Linked DNA regions of Mus musculus: regions 2, 3 and 4 are each linked to region 1. A link is a loop called in an ENCODE intact Hi-C map of the cell type or tissue named here. Cell type or tissue: heart. All regions are shown on one strand.

Region 1 (8,000 bases):
CAGACAGCTTCATCCACAACTTCTATAAACACCCACAGTGGAGAAGACTATCATATCTTAACCTGCGGTCTGCATTAGGAGTCCTGCTTGGGGCAACAAGCCATGCTTTCAAGGCTTGAATGGAGAGATGGCTCAGTGGTTAAGAGCACTGACTGCTCTTCCAGAGGCCCTGAGTTCAATTCCCAGCAACCACATGGTGGCTCACAACCATCTGTAATGGGATCTGATGTCCTTTTCTGGTGTGTGTGAAGACAGCTACAGTGTACTCACAAAAATAAAACAAATAAATCTAAAAATAACAAAAAAGAATTATATTTTGAAAAGACCGATTCAGGGCTGGAGAGATGGCTCAGTGGTTGGGAGCACTGGCTGTTCTTCCAGAGGGACCCAGATTCAATTCTCTGTACCCACCTAGTGGCTCACAATCATCTTGAATGCCAATTTCAAAGGATCCTTGTCTGGTCTCTGTGGGCACACACACACACACACACACACACACAGCATCCATTCATACACACTCATTTAAATAAAAACAATTTAAAATAAAGATTAAAAAAAGACTTTGACTCTTTCATTGAAAGAAATATGATTATTTAGTGCCCCACAAAAGTGGTGGTAAAAAACAGCTAATGTTCTCTGAATATTTATCATGAGCTAGACCGTATAGGATGGATACACATGGTGCAGTGTTTTACCATTATAACCCACACCTGCCTGAGGCTGAGATTGAGGCTGGCAGAGGCTAAACTGCTATGCGCCGCCATCCATAAGACCTAGAGCTGGGTTTGTTGGAGCCTGGAAAATCAACCTCCACTCAATGTAATCCCATTTCCTAAGAAGAAGTGGAGCATTCCTGTTGTAAAGATCTACATGACTTCCTCACTTTGGGATAGAAGTGGGTCTTTCCAATTCTTTAAAGACACAGAACTGTGCTGGTTGAAGGGGAGAGCTAATTGGAACCTCTGCCCACACCATCTCCTGCCTCCGCTTGGCTGTTCATTGGAGCACAAGTAGATTTGGGTACAACTCCACCTTGGAAGCATGAACAGTGTGGTGCTATGGCTCCACAGTGCATGGAAGAGTGTTCGTCCACAGCCAGAGTTCACATTGCACTGCTGAAAGATGCTTTGAGCAAGGAGCCCTTTCTTCCTGTGTCCATGGGCACCATGGGGTTCCATGAGTCACCCAACCTGCTGCCCAATAAACAGGGCCTCTGCCATTTGATACCCTAGAAGGGAGGATGTCGACCCTTCAAAAAGCATAGAGGACATTGTACCTGCGACAGAGACTCAGAAAGTGGTTAGAGTTGGGGGTGGGGGAAGGAGATAGGAGGGTTAGGTAAATCCAAACAGACCTTTCCGAAGGAAACTTAGTCAGAGCTTTTGGGTGTTCCTAACCATGTTTTCCGTGCTTGACATCACTAGGTGACAGCCCTTTTTCAGTGGAGAAGTTTGTCTCTCTGCTGGGACAATTCCAAAGTTATTCTAAGAGTTCCTGCACGGTGCAGATCAAGCCAATCAGGAAGCTCCTCCGAATGGGCTCAGCCCAGCGGGCTGTTTCCCTGCTCCAACACTTCCTGGCATTGTTCTCCGGCTTATTCTCAGAGGTGAAACTCTGGGCCCCGCCCCTTGCTCGCGGAAGCTGCGGGCTTGTGGCCCAGCTGTGGCCCAGCTGTGGGTGACCCCGTACGAGGCTCAGGGACCAGACACCAGGCAAGGGGGGCGGGGGGGAAGCCTGTAATGAAACGAGTTCCTAGCCCGGGTGAGCAAAGCAGAAATGATAACAGGCAAAGTGCCTGAAAAGCAGGAGGCTCTGGGATCCTGAGAGACGATTCTGGAAGAGTCAGCATCATTCATTAATGTTTACCGAGTGACTGCGGAGGTTGGGGGTAGGAATTGCTGCGGGGTCTCCACATAAGAGAACCCCATCCTCTGATGAGGAAGGCGGCTTTAACGGTTGTGACATAGCACTTAGCAGAGCTATAAAATCCCAGTTATGGAATGTTGGACGCTATGTCTCAGTTAGGGTTTCTGCTGCTGTGATAAAACTCCAGGACAAAAAAAAAAAAAAAAAACAGCTCGGGGAAGAAAGGGTTTACTTTAGTTTACACTTCCAGTTGCTAGTACACTGTTGAGGGAAGTCAGGGCAGGAGCTCAAGCAGGGTAAGGCTGGATTCAGGAACTCAAGCAGAAGCCATGGAAGACCACTGTTTACTGGCTTGCTTCTTTCTCATGCATGGCTCACTCAGCCTGCCTTCTTATAGCACCCAGGACCACCAGCCATGATTCCACATTGATCTGGCCCCTCCTACATTATTCATCAAGCAAGAAATGCATATGGGAGAGAACCCACAGGCCAGCCTGATCAGGGCATTTCTTAATTGAGGGTCCTTCTTCCAAAATGTCAGCTTGTGTCAAGTTGACATGAAACGAGGCAGGACATGCTTTAGCTACCCAAACAAGGACAGGACAGAATTTCACAATCTTGATGCCTAGAGTAAGATCTTACGGGAGGAGAAAAATCACCGAGGCACAGATGTGTTTAGGAGTCCTGGCAGCCAATGAAGAGTGAAGGCGCAAGTGGGAATGAGAATCTCAGAAGGGGTGAACTACATCCAGCTTTCAGAACAGGAACAGGAAGTGACGGGGTGGGGGTGGGGTTAAGGGAAGGAGGTTGATCCTGAAAGGCAAGTCGTGGCGGTGGGAGCTGCAGAGAGCTCAGCAGTTAAGAGTGAGGATTCAAGTTCAGATCCAAGCACCCAAGTTAGAAGGCTCACAAACACTTGGAACTCCAGCTTCAAAGAATCCCACACCCTTTCTTGGCCTCTGTTGGCTCCTGCGCACACATGTCCACAAGCACTCACACAGACACATATATACATACATGTAAACTTTAAAAAAAAATTAAAAGAAGTGATTGGATCGACTATGTTCTAGAAAGACTGTGCGGAACCAAATGTGGTATGAGCCATAGTGGAAAACAAATAGTTTTATTTGCTGTCGTTATAATGGCATTGGTGACTTCCTAACCAAATGCTGTGCGCTACAGTGGCCCACAGGCTGGGGGGGTGGGGGGGGGGCAGAAGAGATTAAGCATCATTCAACTGTGAGACTGTGCCTAAAAATGAATGGGGTTGCCCAGTGTCTAGAATTTGTGTGTGTTCAGCAAGACCTTGGCTTTCTCCCTTCTCAGCCCACCTCCCTGTCAGACTAGTTCCTACAGCAGCTGGGCTGCCCGAGACCCACAGGGCTCCTCTTCCTGAGAAAGGGGAGGAAATTCGACAGCAGGTAGTCCTTCCTCCACTGGAGATCTAAGGTTAAGTGTGAGTCAAGGAACATCAAGCCTGTAACTTAAAAATCTCCCAAGGACTGAAATTGTCTCTACTCCACAAGTTCTCACTACAGGGACAATAAGCACCCGCTAAGATGCTTCTCAACGCCCTCATCCGGCCAGAGCAGGAAACACCTGGAGGAACAGTCTGCAAACACAGGCTTGTCTTCCAGTGATCCCAGGCACCCGACAATGAACCCTGGGAGGGCTATAGACACATCTCAGCCCAGCACTGCTGGCCTCTTTGGAGCCTCTCTGACATTTCTTTGTCAGTCTACCCCCTCACAGATACAACAGAAACATTCTATCTTTAAAATGCCAGTGAGAAGGTCCTATGGCGCTTTTTGCTGCGGCTTAGGGTTTTGAGGTAGAAGCAGCTTCGCCCTGGCTCAGGCTCATGTGTGCCCCCTAGTGGCTGGATCATGTAAAGGCTCAGGGATGGACTGGGTTTCAGTGAGGATGGCTGGTCTGCATCCTAGGCGGTCTCTTAAGTCAGCTGAGCTGACCACTATCTTACCATATTTATTATGGTGTTTTGAAACAGCTATTATGACGAAAATGCTATTCTGAGAAAGGTTTGGATTTCTGGAACTTTCAGTCCACATGTAAGATTAAGATTTCCCTTACATCAGGAACTCCCCAATGGAAACTTCCAGATGCAAAATGATTCATGTGTAGGGATCAAAGCCAGAGAATGGCACTCCTTAAGCCAAATTAGAGTTTTTGTAACACGTGAGTTCAGAGCCAAAGAAAAACAATGCCGTTTAAGATTTCTCCTGTACTGTGCAAGACATGTAGCTCAGTGGCAGAAACACTTCCCCTTTGTTTGCGAGAGCCCCACTTCCATTCCAGAACTGGAAAAATCAAAACAAAATGATTTAGCGACAGATTTAAGCTTTTAAGCAAAACCTTCTGACAGAGAGACAACCTGATAGACCATTTGAAATTCAAGAACTGGAAAGCGAGACATAGACTGAAAAGTCTTTTATTTATTTATTTTTAAAAATTTCAGACTGAAAAAACTTTTCCAGGAATGCTTGAATTTCAGTTTTGGTTTTGCAGAGTCTCGTGTAGGCTGGTGTGGCCTTGCATTCACAATGTTCTGAGGGGGCCTTGACCTTCCGATGCTCTTGTGTCCACAGACCTAGTGCTGGTATTGTAGGCATCACCACTACTCCTGACTTCTAGGTTTCAGATTTTGGGATACTTGAGCATGGGTAATGGGAGTCCTTGGAGATGGGATGGAAATCTTAGTTACATTCTACATAGGCTTCATTCACATAGCCTGACGCTAATTTTATACACTCAATATTTTAAATCATTTTGCCTATGAAACAAAGGCTCTTGGTGTGGAATTCTCCAACTGTGGTATTATAACACATGAAGCAGTTTCCAGCTTTGGAGCATTTCAGAGTTGGGATCTGGAGGATTAAGAATGCTAAAGCTATAGGGCATAGTGTGCTGAAACTGAACACACTGGTCACGCTTGAGACAGACAGACAGACAGACACACACAGACACACAGACACACACACACACACACACACACACGGGACGGGACGGGGGGAATCTGTGCAGCCTGCTTGTTTTAGGCAGAGGTGTATTAGCTGGGTTCTATTAAATAAGCGGGGTTAGGAGTTCCACTAAGTTAACGTTAAAATTTTTTTGAGGTTTATTTACTTGTAAAATTATATGTGTATAGGTGTTTTGCCTGCATGTATGTCTGTGTGCCACATTCAAGCAGTACTCTCAGAGGCCAACTGAGGATATAGGATTCCCTGGAACTGAAGTTGTACACTGTAAGTCATCATGTGAATTCTAGAAATCTAAGCCATGTTTTTTGGAAGAGCAGCCAGTGCTTATAGCTGCTAAGTCATCGCTCCAGCCCCTAATCTGACATTTAAAAATAGCTCTCTGTCCTTTCCAGACTGAAACACTGGCCAAATACCCACACCTCAGTTTCTCCATCTGTGATATGGTAGCAGTTATAGCTATGAAACTAACAATTATGAGAATAAATGAATTTGTGCTTAAAACACCAAGAATACTGTCTGCTATCGTAAAAGCCCTGTTTAAAGGTTTGTTCTTCTTGTCAATTCTAGTGCTTTAGAAATATTGACAGGTGATTTGCTAAAGGCAGCCTGCACAGCTTTACAGGACAACCCAAAACATACTGGCTAGTAAATGCACATTTACCTTCTTAATCCTGTTATTAATTATTATTAATTACAAGCTTAGTTGTAAGCTTGTGGCCTAGAAGATTCGGGAACATGTGAGGATTCTGATATTAAGCTAGAAAACATAAGTGTCTGTCAATTGAACTCTTACAGGAACACTAAAGCTTGATATTAGCTTTGAGAATGGTGAATGGCAACTGTATACCCATGTTAACATCTACATTTAAAATAGTCAAGCTGGGCTGGGGATGGATCTCAGTGGTAGAATGCTTGCCTAGCATGTAAGAGGTCCTGGGTTCAACTTTCAGAAATTCAAAGATAAAAATAAAATAAATTTTAAAACTAAAAAAAAAAAAAAATTTTTTTTTCAGATTCAATTTCTCCATTCAGGAAAGACTTGGGAGGCCATCTAGTGGTGGACAAAGCCACCCTACAAACTGAGGTGTTTGGGAAATATCTGTCACTTGCAGATTTGGTCATGTGTAGTTACTTGGGAAGACAGAGTTCATTTTATCAAATCAAAATGTTCTCAACCAGACCGCTTTATAAACTTGTCGTCTTTAGATATTGGTGCCTCCTCCCTTCTGTGGTGTGCAGAAAGCTCCAGCAGGGCCACGTGACCCGTGAGCCTGGTTTGTATCAGCAGTAACTGTGAGAGTTGCTGGCTGAGAGCCTCAGAGATTCAAGCCCTGAGAAGTAGAGTCTGGAAGCACGGGAATGATCGTTACTGAGACATGACTTTTACAGGGTACATGTGACAAACAGGAATGCAATAGGCAGCCCAAAAGGTCAGTGAACAGCACAACTCATGGCTCTGTGATCCAAAACAGACAAGCACCTCTCAACACACAAGTCCTTCCTACTACAAATGTCGCCGGTCAGTGCTGATAATGACTTTGCTCTTCATGGCCCTTCTAGCAAGCAGCAGGGTGTGCTCTGCACAGTCCCTATTACTCCATCCTGGTTAAGCATGCTTCTCCCTCCCCCACTCGCCCAGATATGTGCCCGGTACCCTATGTAAGGAACGGCTCTTTCATTTGTATATGTGGCACAGTGATCTCGGCCAAGAGTGACAACTGGTTCATGGGGTCAAACACAAGAAGTTGTCTACAAGAGTCTGAGAGCCTCTGTCATCTCAGAAACCCCAGCACCCAAAACAGAACCACACATGAAGCAGACCTGGGTATCTATGGAGACAAGTGAGAACAGCACCCATGGTTGTGTATGCTCATGTCCCTACATTCTCCTCTCTATACTGTGGAGGGGGGTCTCTATAGGCAGAGTGATTCTTCTTGAACAGCAGTGGTTCCCATTGCAACTTTGGATCTACAGTCTACCAAGGCCCAGGGCACAACTGAAGAATGTTTGAGATTTAGATTTTAGACTCAGATTGACTGTGGGCCCCTGACTGAATGTCGAAGAACTAAGTAAGTTCACAAGTAACCTTACCTTCATAAAAGACCTAACTCAAAACCAACAGTGCCTCTAAAGAAGTCAGTGATAACAGCTCACCTGGCCAAGAACTATCCACAGCTTCCTGGTGTCTCCAGCAACATTACTGCATTAGACTGATGATTTACCGCACAGCCATTGGGGACCCCAGACAGTGTCAACTGACTAACAGATGAGGGATGAGTTGGCTTTGTAATGAAAGGATGTGACTGTTCTCTGTCAAACCTCTCCCATGACTTCTCTGCCTCTGGCCAGAAAGGCACAGAATCATCATTGAATGAGCTCTCTGATGACTATGAAGAGAAAGACCGAAGGACAGCGATGGAGAGGAGGGTCCTGTGTGCTAGATGTTGCTGCTGCTTTTACAAAGTGACTAGATTAAGATTTGAATCAGCAAGTGAGATAGGCAGCGTTGACGCCCTGCTTTGCAGGAGAGTTAAGAAGCTCGCCCAAGGTCGCCAGCAGTTAGCTAGGTTAATTTAACTAGGTGTGCAGCTCTAATCCAACACAAAGGGCTACAAAATGGCCTTGCTTAGCCTTCAGGAACCTTCAAGAAGGAGGAACCTCTCATCCATGCTAGGACTCCATGAGGGAGCATCATATGCTGGGACAAAAAGAAGAAAGGATGAAGGGTGGGGGGAGGGGTAGGGAGGAAGAGGCAGGGCACAGTTGAATTGGTTGAGAGGCTTGAAGGTTCACCTTCACCACAGCAGCTCTAGGCTGCTTCCTTTTGTCTGTTGCTGCCTCTGACTCAGACACAATGACCTCAGGGTGTTTCTAGTGACCGACTTTATTTGTGTTCTGGTGGCCTGGCACAACCATTGTTACAACACTGCCATACTCCATCCTGCTAAATTCAATCTAACTGTAGCTACTTGCCCAGCTGGTTACCTGGCTGCCCTTGGAGTCTCTCCTGACCTTTGCTCCGACTGTAGCACTGAAGCACATTCCTAGCTTCACCAATGGGTTTATTCTAACTGGGAAGCTCTTAATAGTACTGCATGGTCTCTAGGATGAATTCAACCCTCCTCCACTCAGCAC
Region 2 (8,000 bases), 50 kb before region 1:
ACATGTGTTCGGTCTCACAGGCTGCCGATAGAGTAAGAGATGAGATCAACCTCAGTGATAGGAGGATTTCTGGTGGGTAGATAAAAGCCAGCATTCCTCAGGAACTTGTGAAGCCAGTTCCCCTATCTCTGGCTAAAGCCACCTATGGCCACCTATGGTGCCCATCAGCATATCAAAGCTGGCCTCTACTCCTTCAATACTATATGTGCCTGTTATACATTTCAAAGTTCATGATAGCATCCTAGACCTTTCCTCTTCCCAGCTCCTCCTCCTCCTTATAAACAGGACCCCTCCTCCCTTGCTATTCTCTTGCACTCTCTGTATGCTCCGATAGTCCGTCCCTGTCACTATGTTCTAGTCTCTATCTCTCACTATCCTGCTGTCTTCACCATTCCCTCCCACTCTCTCCCTTCCCTAGCCCTGGCCATGTCCAGTCTGTTTCTCTCTCTCTCTGTCTCTCTTTCTGTCTCTGTCTCTGTCTCTGTCTCTCTCTCTGCTCTGGCATTTTCCTCCGGATATTTTCTTCCTATCTTATTCACAATAAAACTTTACCCCAAGAGTGGAGTAACCACTCAGCAGTTTCTTTCCTGCACCCCTTCATATACAACACGCATCCGTGCATATCTGTCTATGCACAATTATGCTGTGTTTGTGCATGCTCACGGTGTCGAGGGTGTGCAGGGAAGAACTGTCAGGCCAGAGGTCCTTGCATTTGACAGCACTGTGGTGGCTTTCTGTCACTGTCTTCTCTGAGCTTACACGTCCCTGCTGATGCCATGCTCCACAGAACTGAAACCACAGCATGAGCTAAGACACACCATGAAAAGCAGAGGACTGTGTCATGCCACTGAAAGAGGTCCTGAGATAGACAATTGATGGCTAGCTGGCTTGCGCTATACCTGACAAGTCAGCCTTTCTGGTTCCCAGCAGACTACTGGGAATAAAGAAGCCAAGGAAAGGGCTTCTTGGTCAGCCCTGAGAATCACATGAGACTCCCGAGGGCTCCCTCCCTAATTTCTTTGTGCTGATTGTGGGGTTGGGAGCCAGTTATGACTGGTAGATGCTGGAGTAGGTGAAAGGTGGATATCTTTACACCCCATGAAAGGTGCAATCAGACCTCTCAACTAGCCAGAAGAGTGGGGACTTTTGTCTTGGGGAATTCCTGCCTCCCTCCTTGCTGCTGCTGTGGTTTGGAGTCCCCAGGGAAAGCCCCTGAGAGTTGTGGTTGCTTCAGGTTAGGCTGTAACCAGGAAAAGAGAGAGCTGCACCCAAGGAGACAATGCAGCACACGATGGCCACTATCAATTTTCATTTTCTCTTCAACTCCTGGTTTTAGTTTCTCTTTACTGCAAGTTGAGAGGTTTTCCCTGGCTATTAGGCCTCCCATAGCTGCTGATCCTGCAAGGGACTGAGGCTGCAGGACAGGACAGGCCCTGACTGCTCTGGTGTCTTCCAAACAAGTCCAAAGCCAAGGCTTTGTGGATTCTGGGGGCTGAGTCTACTTATCATCATCCTGTTCCCTGGGAGAAGTGCCCAACAGGTGAGTTCTGGGGAGGTATGCAGAGTCCCAGATTTCTTCATCAGACTCCAGATTCTCAGACCTAAAACCTTTATTACCCATCAGTCTCTCATCCATCCATCCATCCACCCACCCACACAACAAATATTTATTGGGTCCATTTTGTGTACCAAGCACTGTGCTGGGCACAGAGCTTCCTGAAGAGAAAGAGGTCCCCCCAAGACCGCCACCCTCCCCCCCGTAGTTGAAAAGTCCATCTCATCTAGTAGGGACCATCAGATATTCATACAGCCTATTGAAGCAAAGATCCACTTGGCTTCTGTGACATCTCAAGCCACATACTTAAATATAAGTCTAGTAGAGGAGTCCACAGCTTTTTGTCCCTGTTACAGCTTTCTCAAGCTCCTTTTAAGGGGCTCAAAGAGTCTTCTACTTTTTTTTTTTACACTTCTTTCTTCAGTAAAGCATCCAGATGCTTTACCCTTGCCCCTGGGTAGCCCTGAGGACGGCGTCATAGCATGAAGAAGAGACAGAAAGATTCGGTGAGAGGCTAGATAAGGCTTCAAGCTTGGCTTTCTCCCTGGAAAGCTTCTCCTGGAACCCAGCTGTTGAGCCACAAATAGCCCCCTTGCCACAGGAGGATGCTGTGGGTGGAGTAGGTAGGTAAGTGTCGTAACTGACAGCCCCATCTGAGGTTCCACGGGACAGCCAGACCTGAGAGTAGTGAAACCTTTACAGTGTTATACACTCAGCTGAGAATATATCTTGGGAGAAATCCCGAGCATTAGCTGTATAGAGACTGTGAGTGATGTCAGAACAGCCATGCTGGCAAGCAGGAGCAGTCCTCAGCACCCACAGGGCATTCCCAGGACCCCTGAGGGTACCGAATTCACTGAGGCTCAAATCCCTCCTATACATAGCATGGAGTTTGCATATAACCTCCACACATCCTCCTGTATACTTTATACAGTGCAATCACTATGACATGCTACGTGCATCACTTTCATGCTATGCGTATAGTGGTTAGTCTTTAGGGAGTGATGAGCAAAAGTCATTGGTCCATACTCAGAACAGATGCATTTCCTCCCAGGTATTTTCAGTCCAACTTGGGTGATTGTATCCACAGCTGAGGAGCTCACAAGCACAGAGAGCAGATTGCAACTGTGTGTGCTTTAAGTCACCATGTGTGGGCAATTTGCACTATAGCCCAGGATAACAGATAACAGCACTAGGTCCCAGTGCCTTTGCTGCTTGAGCATGGGCCAATGGCCAAGCAGTCTTAGGCCTCCTGGAAGGCTGTGAGAGCTACAGACTTTCAACCTACCTGGGGCCAGCCCACCCAGATCCTGCGTTTGAACAAGAATCCCAAAGACTTCCCGTGGTGATCCAAGTTTGGGAATATATACTGCCCCCCAACTAGGTATCTTATTTTCTCTCTCTCTCTCTCTCTCTCTCTCTCTCTCTCTCTCTCTCTCTCTCTCTCTCAATTCAGGGCTGGAGAAACAGCCCAGATGTTAAGAAAACTGCATTCTCTTCCATTCTCAGCCCCACAAGGCAGCTCAACTTCTGTTCAGGAGAACTGACTCCCTCTTCTGGCCTGCGAAGGCATGTACACGGTGCACAGATGCACTTGCAGTCAAGGTATATATATCTATACACACACACACACACACACACACATACACACACACACATACATACATACATACATACATACATATGTGTATGGATATGTATGGATATGTATATATACACACATACATATACACATATATAATAAATAAACACATAAATAAAATTTAAAAAATAAAAATAATACAAACACACAAAATAAGGTAATGCAAATCAGCATACCAGCCTTGCTCCCCACCCCCAGATTTAACAGATTGAAAACAGCAAGCATAGCTTCTGGGTTGAACATTGTCTTAATTTCTCTTCCTGTTGCTATGACAAAATTCTCCCACAAAAGCAATTTAAGGGAGAGAGATCTGCTCCACTATGGAGGGGAAGCCAGTGCGGTCAGAGCTAGAAGATCTGGTCCTACGACATCCACAGCCAAGCAGTGGGGGCAATACACGATCATGTTCTGGTGGCTGCCTCCATTTATACCACCAAGAATCCTCTGCTCAGGGAATGGTCTTGCCCATAGTCAACATCATTCCTGCCACATCAGTTATTGTCATCCCCCACATACATGACCCGAGAGGCCCATTTCTCAGGCAACTCTAGATTCAGTCAGGCTTGGCAATTGATATTAACATTCACAGACACTATGCTAAGTTCTTTTCAAATAAAACTCATTTAACCTCCCTGGCAGCCTAAAGAGAGAAGCTATCATACCATATATTAAGAACGAGCAAACTGAGGACGGACAGCTGCATTCCCCACACAAATTCTTGCAAGTTCACAAGCAACAGTGGCGGTATCTCTGTGAGGGACCCATCTCCAGGCTAAGGCTGTCCTGCATCCAGTCTGGACAATATTCCACCGTGTGGACATAGCATGCTTTGTTATGCTATCTGTTGATGAATAAGAGAGGGTTGTTTTGTTTTTTTTTTTTTGTCATCTTTTGACTATTTGGAAGAATACTGCAATGAACAATATACAAGTAATCTACTCAAATTCCTCCTTATAATCATATTGTTATTGTTATTGCTGTGGTTGTTGTTGCATTGTTTTTGTTGTTTTGAGAGACATCTCCTGTAGTCCAGCCAGCATTCAACAAATGCCTGCCCCCTGGACATGTGGGTCTCACCTGGTTAGATTTAATTTTTCAAGAGAAGATAAAAATATGGGAATGGATGGTTGCAAAGGAAAACCAAACCGAACCAAGACCCTCTGTAGGTCTACTCAGTATGTCCCAGGTCTGCCCTTGAACTTGCAGGTTGTCACTCATTCCCAGAGGAATGATCTGATCATCCATAGCCTGGCCTCCAGCCACTTCCTCAGTCCCTTCAGAGTCCTTGGGTCCACCCCCAGCAGACTACTGAAGATAGTCCAAGCTCAGGCTGCAGTCCCTCCTCCCGTCTGGAAGGTTGTCCCATGAATGCGCCACCACACTTTACATAAAATACTCTTCACAGAAGTCAGGCAATGCAGGTACTGTTTCCATATTACAGATGAGAAACAGGCTTGCTGAGCTGAAATCAATCACCCGAGGGCGCCCGACCGGCTAATGCTCTGCTTTGGACTTCATTCCCAAAGCCTAAGCCCACACCTTCCCTTTACTGGGAGAGCAGAAAGGACTGAACCTGGAATATTTCTGCCTAGCCCACACATTTCTAGGTGCTGTTTCCAGTACCAGATACCAGGCATACCAGGCAGACTTACCTTAATAAGCTTAATAAATTAATATCACAATACATAATATAATATATAGTCAATAATTCAGGCTGCCCCACACACCAATTAAACCAGGAATGTTGGGATAGGGCCCTCATTATTATTGATTTTTAAAAAAAGTTTATACTTTCTGCTACGTCAAAAGCAAGAAGAAAAAAAATCCCAAAACAGATTTCTAGGGCATGGTGCTTCCTGGGAGAATTCTCCAACTCTTTAAAGTGATCACCCTCTAGATGATGGTCCTGAGAGCTGAGGGCCACTGTAGTGGATTTGGAGGCAGGGCCTTTAAGATGTGATTGGTTAGGAGGTGAAGGTGGATCAAGTCTTTTCTCAAAGAAGTGCGTTCTTGCTCCCCAGGGACTGTATTTGTTGGGGAGCGAGTGGGCTGTTATCCAGGAAGAGGATGGCCATCTCATTTGTCTCTCTGGGTGTACCTGCTTGTCCTTTTGACTCCTGTCATATTATGACAGCATTAGTTCTGGCAGCCATGGAATTTCCAGCTTCCGGACTGTAAACTAAATACGTTTCTGTTCTTTGCAAAGTATCCAGTCTTGAGTATTTTGTTATAGCCACAGAAAGTAAACTAAGATAGGAGAGGCTGGGTCTCAGGTGGAAAATGGACTCATTTGTTAGAGATAGTAAAGGACAGAGGGGAAGGGAGGGGAGGGGAGGGGAGGAGAGGGGAGGGGAGGAGAGGGGAGGGGAGGGGAGGGGAGGGGAGGGGAAGAGAGGGGAGGGGAGGGGGGAGAGGTCAGAGACAACCAAGTAAGAAGTGCTGCCTTTTCCACTCAGCTTCCCCTTTTCTTGTGATCAGCCAGGTGGCAGTTCACACTCTCTTCATGAGTTCTCTGAGCTTGCCCCAGGGAGAAGACACCCAGAAGAAGGTGAACATTTTTTACTTTGGAACCATGGACCCCAGAGAGGCCCCACAGGCATGCTTTCTGCCCCATCCCCACTTCCTCTACTCTCTGAAAGCTTACATCTGGCCATCCGTTTGATTTAAGTAACACAGCAGGAGTCAATCAACTTGGATTCTGTGGGTAAAAAAAGTGCTTATGCCCGAGATGGCTCTGTGGCTGAACAGATGTTACTGTTATTTGCTTCAGCAGTCCAGATCTTGCTGGAGCATCTGAGCGCGCTGCTGACGAGCTCAACTTATTTGTTAAGAAAGAACCAGCATGACTGACAGGCGCCTGGCTCAGCAGGCAGAACATGAAATCACTCTAAGCTGTGCTACGACCTCAGCTGTCTCTGCTCTTCCTGCCGCTTTGAGCAAGTTATTTGGTATTTCTCACTCTGATCTTTGAAATGAGGAATTTGGCCTTTACTTTTTAAAAGTCTAAGCAGGCAAGAAGTGTCCCATTAGGTTTTAGGCAGGTGGCTGGCATTATGGAACACTGACACACATGCCAAGGGGACAGTGGACGTCTTGACTCTCTTTTGTCTGATGATGGTAGAGACAGAGCAATAATTATGACCATATTTTCTACTGTATTTCCCTCCTTTTTCTTTTTAACACAACATCTGCTCTCAGGTGACTTCATTTACTACAGTCATCTGGAAATTACCAATGTTCGTTTAAATTTATTTTGAGTTCCTTTTATGGCATGTGAACTATTTAAGATAGTGTACTAAAATTAACCCTTGAGTAAGTTTATATGGACTGAACTATAAAACAATACCACACATGCGCTGGCATGTGCACAAGGTAAAAATAATTGACATGATACACCAAAGTGCCAAATTTTGGGGGGAGGTTGGGGGACACTAAGTAGAGGTGTATCTGCTCTTGGAGATGGACATTAGCATTTCAGGGAAAGCAAAATATCTAGTTCCCTTGTGTGACATTAGCTCTTTACATATAGACAGTTCATATTGACTGCAGAATGGTCCTCACCCTGAGGACATCCTCTACCTGACTGACCAAAGGACCCTGCTCTGAAAAGAATAGTTCAGCTGCTGAAGAAATGTTTCCGCAGGTAAAGGTGCCTGCTGCCAAGCCTAAGGACCCAAGTTCAATCCCCAAGACCCAAGTGGGAGAAGGAGAGAACTGACTGTGTACCCATCCCCGCCCCAAATAAATAAATAAATGAACATAATAAAACATCCACAAAGTGTACACATCTGTGCCCCGTGTTTTCAGTACCCCATGAGGCGGTCATGAAAAGGAAAATTGGAAATACTATCATCACTTTTACATTTGAGTAGCCTTTGGTTAAAACTGAAACAAACCCTGGACTGGGTCATGTTTTGATGGCAAGCCAATCAACGCTTCACCAATTCTCCAGGCTGCCAGTCTTTGATGCTGATTCTTACTGTCAGTAAGACAAAGACATGAGCATTAAGAAATATCACTGCCTTGCAAGAAACACAATAAAGGAGTACAAAGTAAAAGCAGGGGAGCAGTTACATTTAAACTCCAATGCAGGTGAACTTTGCAACCCGACTTCTAAGGAGTAGGTAAGACTAACTTGATGTTATCCTGTTTCTCTTTAGGTAAGGAAGTGTTGCAGAGACACCTCCCAGCCTACAGAGGGCACTGTTATTACTGACCATTTCCTTGAGTGTTCAAAGGTCCAACTAACTGGTGCCATTTTGTCTTGTCTTGAAAGAATGGCCCTGTTTTCCCAATCTTTTTGCATCCAATTTCATAACAATCCTTACACCAGTTCTATGGCAGAGAGCCTTCTGTTGTAAGAAGTAGAGGACTGGATGTGGCATTTGTCACCTAGAATTCCCAATCAGTGCTATGTGGGGAGGGTACTTATAATACCTTAACAGCAGTGATGTCAGCCCCACAGGGCTCACTCTCCCAAGGGGAATGCCTCGTTAACCTCTGAAGGTCCCCTGCTACAGTTACACTTCACCTGGATTGCCCTTGATAGTGGGAACCCCCCCCCCCCCCACACACACACACAGAATAGAAAGGCTGAGTTGTGCTATTTGGAATTGCTATGGTCAACATTACTTATCGACAAAAATGACAATTTCAGGCAATTCACACATTACAAAAGCAGTCCTAGACTTGAGGAAGAGCTAAGTAGCTTCCTCTTGGGGCTAATCCTGAAACAGTTTATATTCTTTATGTTAGGGAGGAGCAGGGCCTCTGCTGGGGGATGGGACAGACACTTGTCACAAG
Region 3 (8,000 bases), 110 kb before region 1:
TTACATTCTCTTCATTAAGGTACTGCAAGACAATCCATGCGAACATCACACTGCAAAACTGTCCACAGTCGACTACAAAGCGGACATTATCTAGGCTTCTCAGGTTTTCCCTAAAACATTTTTACTCCAACTCCCATTTAAAATTGTCACCGTATGGAATGATGATCTCTTGGCCTTAGTCACTGGAGTTACTTCCCTGAGTCTCCTGTGGTCCTTTGGAAAAGAGAGCACCATCTGCATATCAATCCATCGATCGCACTGTGGGTCAGTGAGTGAACTTAAAGCCAAGATTTCAAGATTTGTGGCTACTCAAAGTGAAAGTAAAGATGTGTAAGAAAGGGTGACACATACGTGACACATTCATGACACATGTGTGACACACTACAGTTTCCATGACAAGAGACTTTTGTTTTTTGTTTATTCTATCTTATTTTATTTTCTTTGCGTGTGGGAAGGGGACTTGCAAGGGTGGGGCGGGGAGATGTGGATACAAAGGGAAGGGGTGATGAGTGGGATGAGGGTGCACAGTATGAAATTCACACAAAAAAATCAATAAAAAGATTAAGAAAGAAAGAGAGAGAGAAAGGAAGAGAGAGAAAGAGGGAAAGGAAGGAAGGAAGGAAGAGAGAGAGAGAAAGGAAGGAAGGAAGGAAGGAAGGAAGGAAGGAAGAGAGAAAGAGAGAGAGAGTGAGAGAGAGTGAGTGTCAGAGTCAATGCAGAGCCAGCACCAGGACAGTGACTTGAAGAGTAAGTGGGAGAGGAGGGGACAAGACGCCAGACAAAGCACACACCACCAAGTGAAAAGGACAGGCACCAGAGGCAGGCACCGGGCTCAGAAAATCTCCACAGTCATCTTCTCTATCAGTGCAAACGAGGGAAGTGAATGAGAGACAGGACAGTTACTGGCACCTTAAAAAACAATAAAACAAAACAAAACAAAAAATTCTGTAATGCCAGGACTCCAGTGACCCAGGGAAGGCTTCCAAGATTCTATCTCAAAATTCTAAAATAAAACAAAATCACTCTTCATGTATAAAAGACAATTCGGTTGTTAATCTTTATGCTAGTGGCTAGGTTTTCATTCATTCATTCATTCATTAAAAATAATAACAAAATAAAATACAATAAGATAAAACAAAGACTACCACATTGAAGTTGGACAACATAAACCAACAGAGGGAAAAGAGCCCAAAAGAAGGCACAGGTATCAGACCCACTTGCTGACACATTCAAGAATCTCATAAAAACATTGAACTACGTATAAGCGCATGGGCCCTGGTGCAGGCCCGGTGCATGCTGCTTCAGTCTTTGGGCGTTCCTACGAGCTTTGCTCGTGTTAATTTAGAGGGCTCTACATTCTTGATGTCCTCCATCCTCTCTGGAGACATTACACTCTTTCTCTCTCCTCTTTCTTCGAGTTCCCTATCTCTGAGGGAAGGAATTTGGTAGAGACATCCCATTTAGGGCTGAGTGTTCCAAGATTTCACTCTCTGCTTAATGTCTGGCTGAGGGTCATTGTATCTGCTCCCATCTGCTGCAGAAGGAAGCATCTTTGTAGACTGCTGAGCAATAAACTATGAGCACACAGGATGTCGTTAGGCATCTTTTTTAAAAACCCTCTCTTTCTTGCTTGCTTTCGCTTTATAGAAAATCTGCCTTTGGGTGTTGGGTTTGTAAGCATAAACAAAACATTTCCTATCAAAACTTACTAAAATTGTTGAACTCCATACATACATTAAGCAGTCTCTTCCAAGTACCAGTGGCTGGCACAGAACCCATCCAGTTATCTAATCACATCGGTGACTCTTGTTTTTCACATCAAAGAAACAGTCATTCTAGGAGCCGACTGGGGTCACAGCATCAGTTCTGCTAACATTGTAATATGTGGAAATGTATTTCAAGCAAGGAACCAGACAGCAAACAGCAATGCTCCTGTTCCAACTATTAAAAATCTCTTAACCCAACCTTCATCCAAATTCAATTTCACCTTTATTTAAACTTCTCATTACCCTAGTAAGCAGAGGTGACTAATGACAACTGTGATAGAAATCTGGGCCATGAGTATTTTAAGAGCCCATTAATTTTCATTTTAAAAAATGTGTGGTTGGCGACTTTTTGAGACAGGGTCTCTCTCTCTGTCGCCCTGGCTGACCTGAGACTCACTATGTAAAGCAGGCTGCCCTCATCCTCACAGAAATCTATCTACTTCTGAGTGTTGTCATTAAAGGCATACGCCCCGCCCCCCTCCCCAAGATAGGGTCAATTCTGTAGCTCAGGCTGACCTGGAACTCAAAGTCCTTTGGCAAGCCTCCTGTTTCTGCTTCTACTATACTGAGAGGACAGGCCTGAGCCAGTATTCCCTACAAAAGCCCACTGACTCTATGAGGATAGCACACAACATCAGCAACAACTAGAAGGTCCACAGTGCTAATGGGTTAGCCCTATAATAAAATATTGAATGTTAGAGAAATACAACAACCAGCCCGGGTCATTTGATCAGTAAGTTAAGACAGCCTGCTTCACCTTACTCACTGGAGATCCTCGGGCTACTGGGTCAGAACAAACCACTTATGAAAGTTAAATGAATTCTGACAACACCACTCCGCACTCCGCAGGCAGAAAACACCGCCAACTGTCATGCCAGAGCTATGAGATAATGGGGATTTCAAAATGTTTGTCCTACTCAAAGACCAGCCAAGCTGTTCGTGATTGCACCTCAGCATCCCAGAAACCAGACAGAACTCCATGGTGCAGAACTCTGACTGGGGCAGAGATGGAGACCTAGACAGGTGCTCCTGGGCCACGGCTAACTCGGGGTGGGAGTGGGGACATGTTCCACAGGACTCTTGAGGTTCCCCCTTCCAAGGGAGAGGATTCTCATTTTCTCTCTCTCTCTCCCTCCCTCCCCCCCCCCTCTTTTAAAGAAAAGGATCAAAAACAGAGTGGAGAGCAAGCAGTAGAATCAGAACATGAACATCTGTGTTAAAAGTAATCAATTCCTTCCCATAATACTATAAAATCTAGTTGGTCAAAACCGGGAATGCCGCCAGACTTAGAGAAAGAAAGGATGTTTGGTTAAAATGGAAATGCTGCCAGGAAGGCAAGAGTGATGCTTAAGTGAATTCAGAGCAAAGGCAAGCCGGTTCCCCAGGCGTGTTGATGGCAGGTGCATAGCATATATATCTCTTCAGCCTCCAGGCGCCTGTGAGCACGCGCTGAGACAAAAAGAGCTTCCAGAGAGAAGTAAAACTTGTTCATGGACTCAAAAGATACAATACGGCACATAAAATCAATTTTTCAAAGGCAAACGCCAGTAGTAAATTTGCTGGATTATAGCCACTGGGCTTGGAATGGACACGGGGGAAGGTGCTGATTTGTCAAAGTCCCCAGTATGCAATCTCTGGGGACAAACGCTACCGGGTCTGAGGAGAGAACCCACTGTCATCCTTTTCACACATGCTTGGGATGATGGATTGTCGGGCCTAGTGAGTAGTAGTGTGTTCATCTGTGCTGTGTAGCTCGGCGACCCAGCTGCTAGCCCAGCCCGGTTGGCTCATCACTGGCTGCTCCGACCCTCACCCGCTCTCATCCGGCCACCTGCGCCACTGCTCTCCAGTGAGGGTTCCCGTTCTCACGGGCTTCGTTTCGGTCTCTTCTAATCCACTGGCTTTCTCTAGAATTTCCCAGGGCTGCCAGAGTCTCTCCGCTCTTATCTTTGCCAGCGTGCCTCCTCTACGGACTTTAAAGGTGGCACTTTCCTCTGCGACCTGCTCCTAAAATTCCCCTCAAAGTATTCGCAGATTCTCAACCGGGCTTCACTGGAGATGAAACCCCAGTTCGAACTCCTCAATGCCGAGCCTCAGGACAGACGATCCTGCTCACCTCGAGCCCCCACCCTCCAACCTTCCTGACCTTCAGAACCGTTGCTTCCTCCATCAGCTAAGAAGTTCAGCAGCCTAGACTCCAGTCCAAAAGTGCTCCGGCTGAGCACCCTAGGCCTCAGTTTCCTTGCAAAGCTATAGACTTCTAAAGATGCCGCCAGCACTGCCACCCCAGCAGGCAGGAGTTTTTGGCTAACTGACCTCGGTGGCTTCGTCTACCTCTACTGGCTCTTTTGCACAGCCACATTTGATTTCACCGTTTTTCCTGTATATCTCGGCGGAAGGTGGGGCTGTTTATTTTTTAAAGCATATGTAAGTATTGAATAAGCCCGGCCATGCCCTAAACCTAAAAAATTCAAAGGCATAAGGACCTTTCTAGCTCGAATAGCTTCCCAGACAGGATCCACTAGACACAGACTTGAAGACCCTCACAATCCACCTTTTCCCAGTGCCGGAGAGCGCTCTAGCCCGAGTTCCGAACCGCCACGCCCCAACTTGAACACCCACCTCTAGGCGCCAGTTCCGAGGGCGCAGTACTCCGGCTCCGCTCCAGCGTGGTGCGGCTGCCGCCTGCTGCTCCCAACGTCCAGGGAAAGGCGCGGCACAGCCCCAACCTGGGGCCAGCGCATCTGCCAAGAGCAGCAGCCTCTGGGCTCGCCTGGCACCCGGGAGCCCCGCCCACCCATCCGGGCCCGCCCCACTCCAGGCCGGTGGTCCGCCCTCCGTTTTCATTGCTCCTCCCCATCCACCCATACCTCCTCTTGGTAGCTGGAACAGAACATGAGCCCTAAGAAATGGTGAATGAATGCATGTATGTATGTATGCCTGCATGAATGAATGGAGAAACCGAAGTGATGGGAGAGGTGGCAAGAGAATGTTTCCTAACTGGGGAGGGCGCCGCGTGTCTGAGTTAGTGCATGGGTGGGTGTCTGTGAAGGCGTTGCCGCATGTATATACATATATATATATATATATACATATATATATATATATATATATATATATATATATATATATATATATATATGTGTGTGTGTGTGTGTGTGTGTGTGTGTGTGTGTGTGTGTGTGTGTGTATGTGTATGAGTGCGTGTGGAAGTATGTGTGGGAGAAAGCCCTGACTGGCCCTTGGTTAGAGCGAACATAGAGGGATTGGCTGGGAAGTGTTTCTTAGCTATAATAAGAGTTTAATGTGGTCCAAAGGCTGAGATGCAGGTAGAGAGATATTCTGGAAAATCTTTGGTTTGTACATCTTTCAGGCTGCTGTGGCTGTGCAGCGGTCGGTCGGTGGCTTCTGGTGTCAAAGCGTGTCTGTTAACAATGCCAGAGTTGGGGAAGGGAGCAGCTGAGGCTCAGGGTTTGACTCCATTAGGCAGGTGGCCAGCCATCCCTCATTTCAGAGAGGTCTGAAATTTCAGTCTGTCGTCCCCTCCCCCGCGATGAATATTTAAATAATGTTAATGACCTTTGGAAAACCGAGCAGTCTAGAAGTCCTTAGAGAGGACACCAATATACCCATAAATGGCCCAGACAGAAAACAGCATTTTCAAAAAGCAAGCTATTGTGCGTCTTACTCAGCTTTAGGGCAAGTTTTCTGCAGAGGAAAAATCACATCAAGCGGAGTCAGATTCAGCTGTTCACCAGGGAAGCGCTTTCCCGGTGATCCACAACCTCCCAAGTCTGACTCCTTTATAGTCCCTGGGGCTTTTCCAGTTCGCCCTAGCCATCCCCTCCTCCGCCCACAATCACAAGGCCCGGGGCTCAACTTCTTAAAATCTGTTTGAATGACAAACACAGCGGGAGAAAAGTCCAAGTCCCAGCCGGATTTCATTTCCCTAACTTCCTTTGTATTGGAAATCTGGGACCTCCCCAGGTTAGGGAAGTGAAATCAGACTGGGATTTCCCTAAAAGCGTCTTCACTTACGGGCCAGGGAACCAGACCACCTCTGAGAAGGGCTTTCTCCTGCTTGAACACTTCCCCAACGCTGACTTGGGGAAGCCCGTAAAGTCTTCCAGGGAGAATTGGATAGGTTACTTCTCCGTTGCCGATGAACAGAGCCAATTTAAACCAGATTAGATTATATTAAAGTCAGGATTAATGGGAAGCTGCTCTTGACTGGTCTCAAGGACCAAGGCCAGGGAAGTCACCATGGGGGAAGGGAGGATAGTGGAGGGAGAGAGAAGGGGGTAGAGAAGAGGAGAGACTAAAACATCTGGATTATATAGGGAAGAGCCTCTGGGGGAAGAGCAGCCCAGCCCCTGGACTGGAAAGTTCAGGGTTGGGGGCAGGGTATGCCCGTTAGGGACTGAGGGATGCTGGGAGAACCTGGAAGCCAGGTCTGCCTTGGTATGTAAAATATAAAAATATTTCAGTCCCTTGTCCCCGGGGTCTGAAACCAAACAGACTTTCCTGACTCTCATTCTGCCTTTCCCTTAGCATTTAGAGATTGTCTAGTATGCCGTTTTGTTTTGCTTTGCTTTGCTTTGCTTTGCTTTGCTTTGCTTTGCTTTGCTTTGCTTTGCTTTGCTTTGCTTTGCTTTGCTTTGCTTTGCTTTGCTTGGGCTCTTTTGAGACAGACTCCTCTTGCTCTATAGTCCTGGCTGGTCTGAAGAGGCCACTGCGCCTGCCTTTCACCATTGGTTTTTTCGTATTTTTAGATACTATTAGATTTCAGTAGTATTTATTATTGGCTAGCATCAACTTACCTCCCTTGCTGTCTTCTTTCCCTCTTCCTTCACCTCCCTCCTTTCTTCTTTCTCCCTCCCTAGTCTATAATCTCAGCCCTTGAGAGCCAAAGGCAGAGACCCTGCTATCACTTAGACATCAACTTGGAGAGTTCTGGGCTATCCTGGGCTATAATCTGGTGTGTTCTGAGCTAACCTGAGCTACAGTGTGAGATCTTCTCTCAAAAAAGAAAAGAATGCTGGGCAGTGGTGGCGCATGCCTCTAATCCCAGCACTTGGGAGGCAGAGGCAGGCAGATTTCTGAGTTCGAGGCCAGCCTGGTCTACAGAGTGAGTTCCAGCACAGCCAGGGCTACACGGAGAAACTCTGTCTTGGGAAAGAGAGAGAGAAGAGAAGAGAAGAGAAGAGAGGGGAGGGGAGGGGAGGGGAGGGGAGGGGAGGGGAGGGGAGGGGAGGGGAGGGGAGGGGAGGGGAGGGGAGGGGAGGGGAGGGGAGGGAAGGGAAGGGAAGGGAAAGGAAAGAAAGGGAAGGGAAAGGAAGGGAAGAGAAGGAAAACAGAAAAAGAAAAAGAAAGACATTGGGTGCCCTACATCCCGAACTATTTTGAATACATCAGTATCACATGAGAATGCTCCCTGCAAGAAGTATGCTTGGGGAGGTATTTATTTCACAGCCCACAGACTAGACAAAGAAGGCCTCCAAAATCAAAGCAGAGGTGATGTTCTATACAGACCCCAACTTGGCAAGTATTTCATCATCTCCCTCTCCTCGTACATGCCTAAACTAGAGTAAGCATAAAAGTTACTAAGGAAATTTGTTTCATTACTGAGCAGTGGTGGCCCACACCTTAAATCTCAGCATTTGTGAGGCTGAGGGAAGAGATTGGTCTGTGAGTTCTGGTCTACAGAGTGAGTTCCAGGATAGTCAAGGCTACAGCTACACAGAGAAACCCTGTCTCAAAGAGAGAGAGATTGAGATTTGCTTCATCATTAGAATTGAGTTAAATGATGAATTATTTATTTTCCAAAGCAATGTCCATGTTCTATTTAATTTTCAAGTTTATAGCATTCTATAGAAAAAAAAAAACAAAAAAAAAAAAACAAAAAACAAAAACAAAAAACCAAAAAACTAAAATGCTAGTAACATTGCCAGGATAAAACTTGTTCAATACACGCTGATATTATATTAGAAAACTTTTATGTTACTTTTCAAAATATTGAAGCAGTAACCATGCTTAAACTTATTTTTGGTATTATTTAATGTGTGTATGTGAGCACCCCCCCCCATAAGTCTCTGTCCCGAGATCTGATGCATGGTGCAATCTTTTTGTAGCATACCTTGGCTAAGCTGAGCATTTTACAACTAGCTCCTAGATGTGTTTTAGCAGCCTTTTAGTGAAAATAAACAGCTCCCACTCCCATGGATGAAACAACCT
Region 4 (8,000 bases), 180 kb before region 1:
TCCAGGACAGTCAGGGCTATACAGAGAAACCCTGTCTCAAAACAAAAAAACAAAAACAAAACAAACGAAAAAAGAAAACAAAACAAGCAAAGGGCTTGTGGGTGATTTTTAGCCTGCCAACACAACCCCCCCAGGTAGAGTCTTAATACCATGGTACATAATACCTGCCCTCCCACTGGCTTCCCAGAATAGCCAGCAGCTGGTGAGGATGTCTGCAATTTACTCTGGAATTCTTGGGCAAAGGCAATGTACTATAATGCTGCTGTTTGCTTCTGAAACACATTTAAATTGCATTCCAGAGGCAGACAGCCATCTGGACAGACAGGAGGAGGGAAACTTTAGGAGTAGTCTACTGGGACTCCAAGGATAGCTACTTCCAGCTTCCTTTAACCCCTCCAGACTCCAGAAGCTTTGCTAATTGGCGTAATTAAAATGAGAAATGGGCTTCCATTAGTGAAATTAGTGGCTTTTCTATTAGCATAATGAATGCTAGAAATAGGTGAAGTGGGTGGAAACTCCATCTGTGCATGGAGCCTCCACCTGTGGACTGCAACCTACACCTGTGGACTGGAGCCTCCACCTGTGGACTGGACCCTACACCTGTGGACTGGACCCTACACCTGTGGACTGGAGCCTACACCTGTGGACTGCAGCCTCCACCTGTGGACTGGGGCCTCCACCTGTGGACTGCAGCCTTCACCTGTGGACTGGAACCTCCACCTGTGGACTGCAGCCTACACCTGTGGACTGGAGCCTATATCTGTGGACTGCAGCCTACACCTGTGGACTGCAGCCTACACCTGTGGACTGGAGCCTACACCTGTGGACTGGAGCCTACACCTGTAACTCTTTCATGAGGAGGGTGAGCCCCAGCTTGGTTCCAGTTTGCAGAATCTCAGGGTTGCTATTCTTTGAGGTCTGAGAACTAAAAGTTTATTTTCCAACACTGGGTTCAGAGAACATAGACTGTTTAATGTGGTAACAAAATCCTTCCTATGCAAGGAAATTTAAAATGCATTATGAAAATTGCAAAACGGTTAATGTATAAGTGTAAAAAAAAAGTATATTTTTAAGCAAATTTGCACCAAAGTGCAACTAACCAATATTAACAGCTTTCTTGTGGGAGACTTTCTTGAGAAGAGAATGGCACTGGATCAGTATTTTCAGAGCAAAAGTGGCTAAAGTGACCAATCCAGAAATGTCACATCAAAAGTACTTCTATTCTCCCTACCCTTTCCCACCTCAGAGCCTTTTATGTTTATTTTAGTGTGAAGCTAAACACAGTTGGGAATGTTATTTGTTGCTAAAGCCAGAAGAAGAATTTTATAAAATGCCCTTAAAAATCAAATTCTAGGTGCTGGAGCGATGGCTCAGCAGTTAGGGGCACTTACTGCTCTTGAGACCCCTAGTCCAGGCCCCAGCACCCAAGTGAGGTGGCTCACAATGCCCTGTGAGTCTATCTCTAGGGGACCTGATGCCCTCTTCCTGCCACCATCGGCACCTACACTCACATGCACATATCCACACACTTAAATATACATAATTAATAAAAACAAAATTAATACTCAGCATTTGTGAGCAGAGGCAGGTGGATCTTGGTGAGTTTGGAGCTAGCATGGCCTACGTAGTGAGTTCGAGGACACTCATTACCACATCTGTCTCAAAACAAAAATAACAGAATTATTATTATCATTATTATTTTCAGAAAGGCCAAATCCTAAAGATGCACTAGATTTAGATTTGCTGGGGAGGTAGCTCTGTGGCAGAATACAGCACACAGAAAGCTCCCGGTGGGTGCCTGGTACACAGAAAAGCTGTGCAAGGATCACTCGTATGAGATGCAGCCCACCAGTCCTCAGTACTTACATAGCCGTGGAAATGTCGGCACAAACCAGGCACTACAGCAAGTCTGTCTGTGCTAGGGGCACACTCAGTGCCCGTTCTGTGGGCACACTCAGTGCCACATCCCACTGAATTCGCATCAGCCTTTGGTCCTGACGAGCCTCAGCTATCCCCATGTGAGCTCTCAGCTGACACCCGGAAGACCAAGGCCTCTCTGTTAGAGGTTGGAGGAAAGACAGATTTTACTATTTCATGACTTTGGAATTAAGAGGCTTAGAGAAACAGAGGAGACTTTTCCCCTAAGATCACAACTGGCTAGTCATAAATGTCACCGCTCTTCATTGTATCGCAATGTGTCAGAAGGTCTTCTTCCAAAATATGACAGGAAGCTTCCAGAACAACATGGGAAAGGTCATGAAGAACGGATGGCAGGCTGAGAGAGTGTCTTCCTTTGCCCTTGATCCTTGCTAACTTGAACCTCCTTCGGTCAAATTAGACTCATACTTTAGCCTTAAGTCAGTGTCTTCCTTCCTTATCCAGACTGGGGCGAAGGCAGACTCCCTGGAGAGGTAGCTTCTGCTGCTTCTGCTGCTTCTGCTGCGGAGCACTGTGTGCTGGGCCCTCCAGATGGAGATGCAACACTGCAGTCTGGGCGTCTGCACTTTGGGCTCTAAACTAGAGTCTCTGCCCCTGCTGACAGCTTCCTAAGGATAAGATAACCACAACTCCTACCCATACCACAGTCAACGGCACACAAACGATTCTAGAAGCCTGCCTAGTTCCCATAAAAGATGGTAGCTGACCCTAGACCAGCTGGACCAGTGGATGGCAGCACGCTCTTTCTGTCTGGGCCTGCAGCTGAGCACACCAATCAATACCAGAAGAACTAGAAGTATCTTTCCTCATCAGGTCACACCAGAAAGATGTGCTTCACAACAAGGACAAGAAAAATTGATGATTCTGTTAAAAATGACGAAAAGCCAGATGGGCATCCACACTCATCTTTCTTTGTGCTCTGCTTCTGAGGAGGAGGAGGAGGAGGAGGAAGAGGAGGAGGAGGAGGAGGAGGAGGAGGAGGAAAAGGAGGAGGAGGAGAAGGGAAGGAAAAGGAAGAAGAGGAGGAGGAAGATGTATTTATTTTATGTGTATGAGTGTTTGCCTTCAGTATATATGTGCTCTATGTACATGAAGTGCTGGAAAAGCTTTAAAAAAAAAAAAAAAAAAAGCCTTGGGTGCCCTAGCAATGGACTCAGGGATGGTTGTGAACTCCCATATAGGCTCTGGGTACCAAGCCCAGGTCCTCTGCAAGAGCAACAAGTGCTCTTAACCTCTGAGCCATTTTTCTAGCCCTTTACTCTGCGTCATATGCCCAGAAATAATCGGGCAACTTCAGACCCAGGATGCTGTAAATAATAAAGTCGATCCTGCCATCAAGATAGACGAGATCCTTTCAAAGCCCGGGCCGAAATAAACCTCTCCAGAGAAGGAGGAGGGGTTGGAAAAATGGCTCATTGGTAAGAGTGTATACTGCTCTTTCAGAGAACTTGAGTTGAGTTCCTTGCACCTATGCCAAGAGGCTCATAACTACTTGTAACCCCAGCTCCAGAGAAACCAACACCCTCTTCTGGGCTCCTGGGACATCTGTACTCCCATGCACAAGACCTTCTCCATATACACATGAGTAAAAAATTAAATACTAAAAAAAGAAGGGCTGGAAAGACAGCTAGGCAGTTGAGAACATTGTCATTTTTACAGAGAGGACCTAGTTGGGTCTCCAGCTCACAGACATCTAGAAGTCCAGTTTCAGGGGATACAACACCCTCTTCTGGCTGCAAGGGCTACTACACACACACACACACACAAAACATGCAATACACAAATACACATAAAATGAAAAGAGTACGTCATTTTTTTTAAGGAGTAGTTGTTTAAATTCCAACACTTCACATGTCTGCTCTGTTCATGATGACACCATTTTCTTACTGCCCACAGGTATTTACGTCCCCTCTTGATAAGTGTCTGGCCCGCCATCACCTCCCATGCTCCTAGCCTCAGTGCAGCATGACCCAAATTGATCAAGCCAGGTGTGGGCTGCATGGCCAGGTTTCTCAGTTCTGAATAACCCAGATTACTTCCTGTTGCAGCTACTATAGTTAAATTAGAAATGCTTTTCCCCAGGTAATAGGTGACCTGATCCTTTAATCCAGTTATTTTTAAGTTCCATCAAAAATATGCACTCACTGCTGGCCTAGGATCAGAGGCATGGTTAGAGAATAAAACTTCCTCATAGCTGGGAAATCAAAGGACATCGCTGTCCCTTTTCTTAGCCCTCCCTGGCTTGCATAAGTCACATGTTTAGTAAGCAGGGCACAGTTGCTACATAGCAAAGAACTGGCTCTTCAGGCCATGCGTGGCTACCCTCTAGGATGGTTGTTTCTGGACTCTTTTTAACTTTCTGAACTCAGGTGCCTCCACCACAAAATGTCAATTCAGGCTGACACAACCTGGCTATTGCTGTGGCCTAGGACCCCTTACCAGCGGCATCACCAGCCCTAGAGGAGGCAGACAGACCTTTGAGAGACTGTCTACACAGAGGAAAACAGTGGGGTCTGATGGGGACAGCAGCTGAAGAGCTTAAGTATTATCTCATTAAACTGCTGCCATTCCAGAAGTCAAGCCTGAGACTCCCCCAGGGTGACATATCTTTGCTTGAGGCTTGTTGTCCCCACAGCTCTGAAGGAGGATGGCCAACTCTCCCAAAAAGGGATCTGATAGCTTCAGGGAGATGGGGTCCCCAATCACATGATAAGAACAAGAGGCCCAAGGCAATGGTAATGAGACCTTAGCAACCCCAGGAAGCTTTGCACAGCCTTCTAAGGGCAATGATGCTGGCCTCAAAGAGTTCATAAAGAAAGCTGAGCCCCTGCAAGGTCCCGAGCAGGTAGCTTGCAGCTCCTGCGCCCCAGTGTGTTTGCAGATGGTAGAGTACAGTTTACGCTAGGACTGGGCAGCCCAGTTCACCCTCCCTCGAAGGCACAGAACAGAAATACTGGCTTTCTTTGTTAATTCTACTTCAGGGAAGTACAGCAGAGGGGCCGCATTCCAGGCCTGAATGGCCTTTCCTCTTCCACCTCCCTGCAGAGAGGCTTCCGGCCGGTCCTAGTGTTGACTGTGGGAAACCGAGACAAACCACTCCTGACGGAGGTCAGCTCTTCCAGCTCCCAGCTGAAGGAAGGCAGGCAGCCAGACTACAGACCCCAAACCTTTCTCAGGCAGCTGCAGGCTAAATATAGACCAGGAAAGCTCAAGTCATGGCTTTGACCCCTGAAAGGGGCTGATACTAACAATGCCTGAGCTTCTGTCCTCCCTGAGACATCTTGCCAGGAAACCATCACTGCTTAGAGTGACCTGGGGCGGGGTGGGGCTCGGTTCTTAACATGAAACTCCAACCCTTTGGTGGCAAGGAGTTCCAGCCCCATTGAATAGTCCCAAACTTTTTTTTTTCCCCCTGAGAGCTTCGGTGGGCTTGGCCTGAGCAGAGCATAGTAGGTTTGGTGCGTGCCTCAAGGGGGGCTCTAAGACTGGATAAAAACACTTCTAGAAGGCGTGGACAGGGAACAAAGTCACCTGTGTCTTGGCTCACATTCGAATGAAGAACTTTTAGGGTAAGGGAGTTTCTGGACCACAAGCTTTTCCTGTTAATAACGACCGACCCTTCCACTTCTAGCCAGGCTGGAAGACCAGGCTCACTTTGCCGCGCTGCATATCTGACATCTGGAAAATGTTAAGGTGATGTTTAACACATTTACAGCTGGGGCTTTCTCTGAAAGAAACTGGAGACAGTGTGTGTGTGTGTGTGTGTGTGTGTGTGTGTGTGTGTGTGTGTGTGTGTGTGTGTGTCGAGTGAGGAGGAGTGGGCAGGGCCGAAAGGAAGGAAAGAAGTTGTTGCTTGGCTGAGTCCCTTGCTTAAAAAGCTGCTATTTCTTTCTTTTTCTCCCCTCTCTTCTTTGGAGACAGGGTCTCACTCTGTCTAGCTCAGTCCAGCCTCTAACCTGCTATCTGGCCTCAGCTTATATGTGCTTGGGTGATAGGTGTGCACTTCCTTGCTGAGCTAAGGGTCCCTTCTTTCTGAGAACCTTTGGAGGTTCCCTAGAGGAACACCCGAGACTGGCTGTTAGCTCAAGATTCCCATGAATGAGAGAATAAGGTTCTCTCGAGCCTTCTCACTAAGGCTGCTTGGAAGGAAGTCCCCATACCCTGGAGTAAAGCAAAAGGACTTTCTGAGGAATAAATTCAGCAGGCACAAACAAACCTAATTTAAGTTCTTCCCAACTTCGCTGCAGCTCTCTTGCTCTTAGGTAGTTCCGAACTCTGGGTTCCTGCCTAGCCTAGGGTCATGATGACAGGAAGAAAAGTTGAGACTACAGTGGAACTCAGAGAAAAGAAAACTGTGCCCGGAGTAGGGAAGTCTAACTTTCTGTGCACAGAGATGAGCCTGAGGAGGGTATCCTGACATGCCACGGCACATCCAGGAACAAAGCCCCAAGTCGCCTATTGAATGCCGTGAGCTCCACACCATGGAAACCGTTAGCCCACTGTAGAATTCATCAGGGAGCTCTTTGAACAGATACAAGACAACTAGAGAACAAGTTACCAGAGTCCCTGGGTCCCGCCTAGGCAGCTTTCTGAAGTGCAAAAGGGACATGCAAATTCTCACAGACTCAGACAGTGTCTTTAAGGCATTTTCTGTCACACACGCAGCTTCGGTCTGTATCTGCAGTATTTCCTCTGCCTCTTAGCACCAAGGCTGGGAGCTTGACAAGATTCACAGTAAGAAAAAAAAAAAAAGAGAGCCGTAGTAAGTGCTCAGCTGCCCACCACGCAACAGGAGAGGCCTCCAACTCTCTGCAATAAATCCAGACCCTGACTCCCTCCTCAGAGGAGGCTCTGGCCTTGAGAGAACTTTCTCCTTTCAGAACAGAAAGCAAAGGACCATGAGACCAACTGGTCATCAGATGTGTCTTACCCTACCCAGAGCAAAAGCCCAGTGCACGCACCTCCGGGAGTCCGCAGTCAGAATCGCCTCTTTCTCTAGACAGATTCCAGTGCTCACACTGGCTCAGCCGGGACAAATTCCTTAGGAGTCTCGGGACTGGAGACTGTGATGTCACCGCGGGCCCTCCCTCTGTTCCCTAAAAGGCCATTCACACCAAGAAGGACTTTAGTCCCCTTCAGAGGAGCCTGGCCCCTCCCTAGTCGGCCCAGGATGGGAGGGCAGTTGCTTTCCTGCCTGAGGCAATGCTAGCGGCCTTGGTCAGGCTCCAGGGCTAGGCAGGGAAAGAGCAAGAGCCTTGTAGGTGCCGATGTGACCTGTTATTGGGGCTTCTTTAAAACTCAGATATGGGCTGGCGCTCGCTACTGAGTCTGTAAAAACCTCAAGGATTCTAAACAAATGACTGCCTTTTTTATTCTTTTACACAAGATCTCACTGGGTAATCCTGGCTGGTCCACTATATAGACAAAAGTGGTTTCGAATCAGTGAAATCCCCCTGCCTCTCCTCCCTCAGGTTGAAGTTAAAGATATGTGCCACCTAAAGCTAAACATGGGACATCTGTATAGCAAAACTCAAAGAAAAAAAGAGGTAACAGAAATGAATATTTAATGTAGCTGAGCCCAGACAGTGTATGTATATGCAATGAATGTGTCCTGGTTAGGGTGTCTAGTGCTGCAATAAAATACTATGACCAAAAAAACCCAGCCAACCAACCAACCAAACAAACAAAAAAAAACAACTTGGGGAGGGAAGGGTTTATTACAACTCAAAACTCCATCTCTGGACTGGAGAGGTGGCCCAGTGGTTAAGAGCACCGACTGCTATTCCAGAGGTCCTGAGTTCAATTCCCAGCAACCACATGTTGGCTCACAATCTGTAATGGGACCCAACACCCTCTTCTGGTGTGTCTGAGGGGAGTGACAGTGCACTCACATAAAATAAATAAATAAATCCTTAAAAACAAAAAACAAAAACAAATTCCGTCTCTAAGAAAAGTCAGAGCAAGAACTCAAGACAGGAACCTAAGTTTGGTGTCAAGTTAACAAAAACCAACCAGTATGCAATGTGATAGTCAACTTCTAACGTTCCATGCTATCCCACAAG

The links. A loop is a pair of places that touch in the nucleus more often than their neighbours do. Peaks named below come from ENCODE experiments on the same cell type or tissue, not always from the same donor. Only the 100,000 strongest peaks of a DNase experiment are listed, where the experiment ranks them.
Region 2: a loop joins it to region 1, with 2.2 times the contacts of the local background. A loop is called at or near these places in 11 of 42 quality-filtered maps.
Region 3: a loop joins it to region 1, with 7 times the contacts of the local background. A loop is called at or near these places in 28 of 42 quality-filtered maps.
Region 4: a loop joins it to region 1, with 5 times the contacts of the local background. A loop is called at or near these places in 5 of 42 quality-filtered maps.

The regions. Positions count from the first base shown.
Region 1 is chr4:57,669,196-57,677,195 of GRCm38, reverse strand. The region is part of intron 4 of Pakap (paralemmin A kinase anchor protein); the gene reads right to left. Among named protein-coding and RNA genes, the nearest start is that of Gm52699, 51 kb to the right of the region's middle. In heart, CTCF peaks have their summits at 3,526, 3,733 (motif pointing left) and 5,920 (motif pointing left); DNase peaks (open chromatin) are centred at 1,605, 3,465, 3,725, 6,245 and 1 weaker place; H3K4me3 peaks cover 372 bases; H3K27ac peaks cover 4,003 bases.
Region 2 is chr4:57,718,972-57,726,971 of GRCm38, reverse strand. All of the region lies in intron 6 of Pakap (paralemmin A kinase anchor protein), which reads right to left. Among named protein-coding and RNA genes, the nearest start is that of Gm35099, 33 kb to the left of the region's middle. In heart, CTCF peaks have their summits at 3,115 (motif pointing left) and 7,406 (motif pointing right); no DNase peak of the experiment used is centred here.
Region 3 is chr4:57,778,711-57,786,710 of GRCm38, reverse strand. All of the region lies in intron 7 of Pakap (paralemmin A kinase anchor protein), which reads right to left. Among named protein-coding and RNA genes, the nearest start is that of Gm35099, 27 kb to the right of the region's middle. In heart, a CTCF peak has its summit at 4,454; DNase peaks (open chromatin) are centred at 2,640, 3,480, 4,500 and 5,580; H3K4me3 peaks cover 2,447 bases; H3K27ac peaks cover 1,842 bases.
Region 4 is chr4:57,844,206-57,852,205 of GRCm38, reverse strand. All of the region lies in intron 7 of Pakap (paralemmin A kinase anchor protein), which reads right to left. Among named protein-coding and RNA genes, the nearest start is that of Gm26138, 29 kb to the left of the region's middle. RefSeq lists an enhancer at 4,439-6,645. In heart, CTCF peaks have their summits at 2,466 and 4,920; DNase peaks (open chromatin) are centred at 5,135 and 7,045; H3K4me3 peaks cover 3,144 bases; H3K27ac peaks cover 4,160 bases.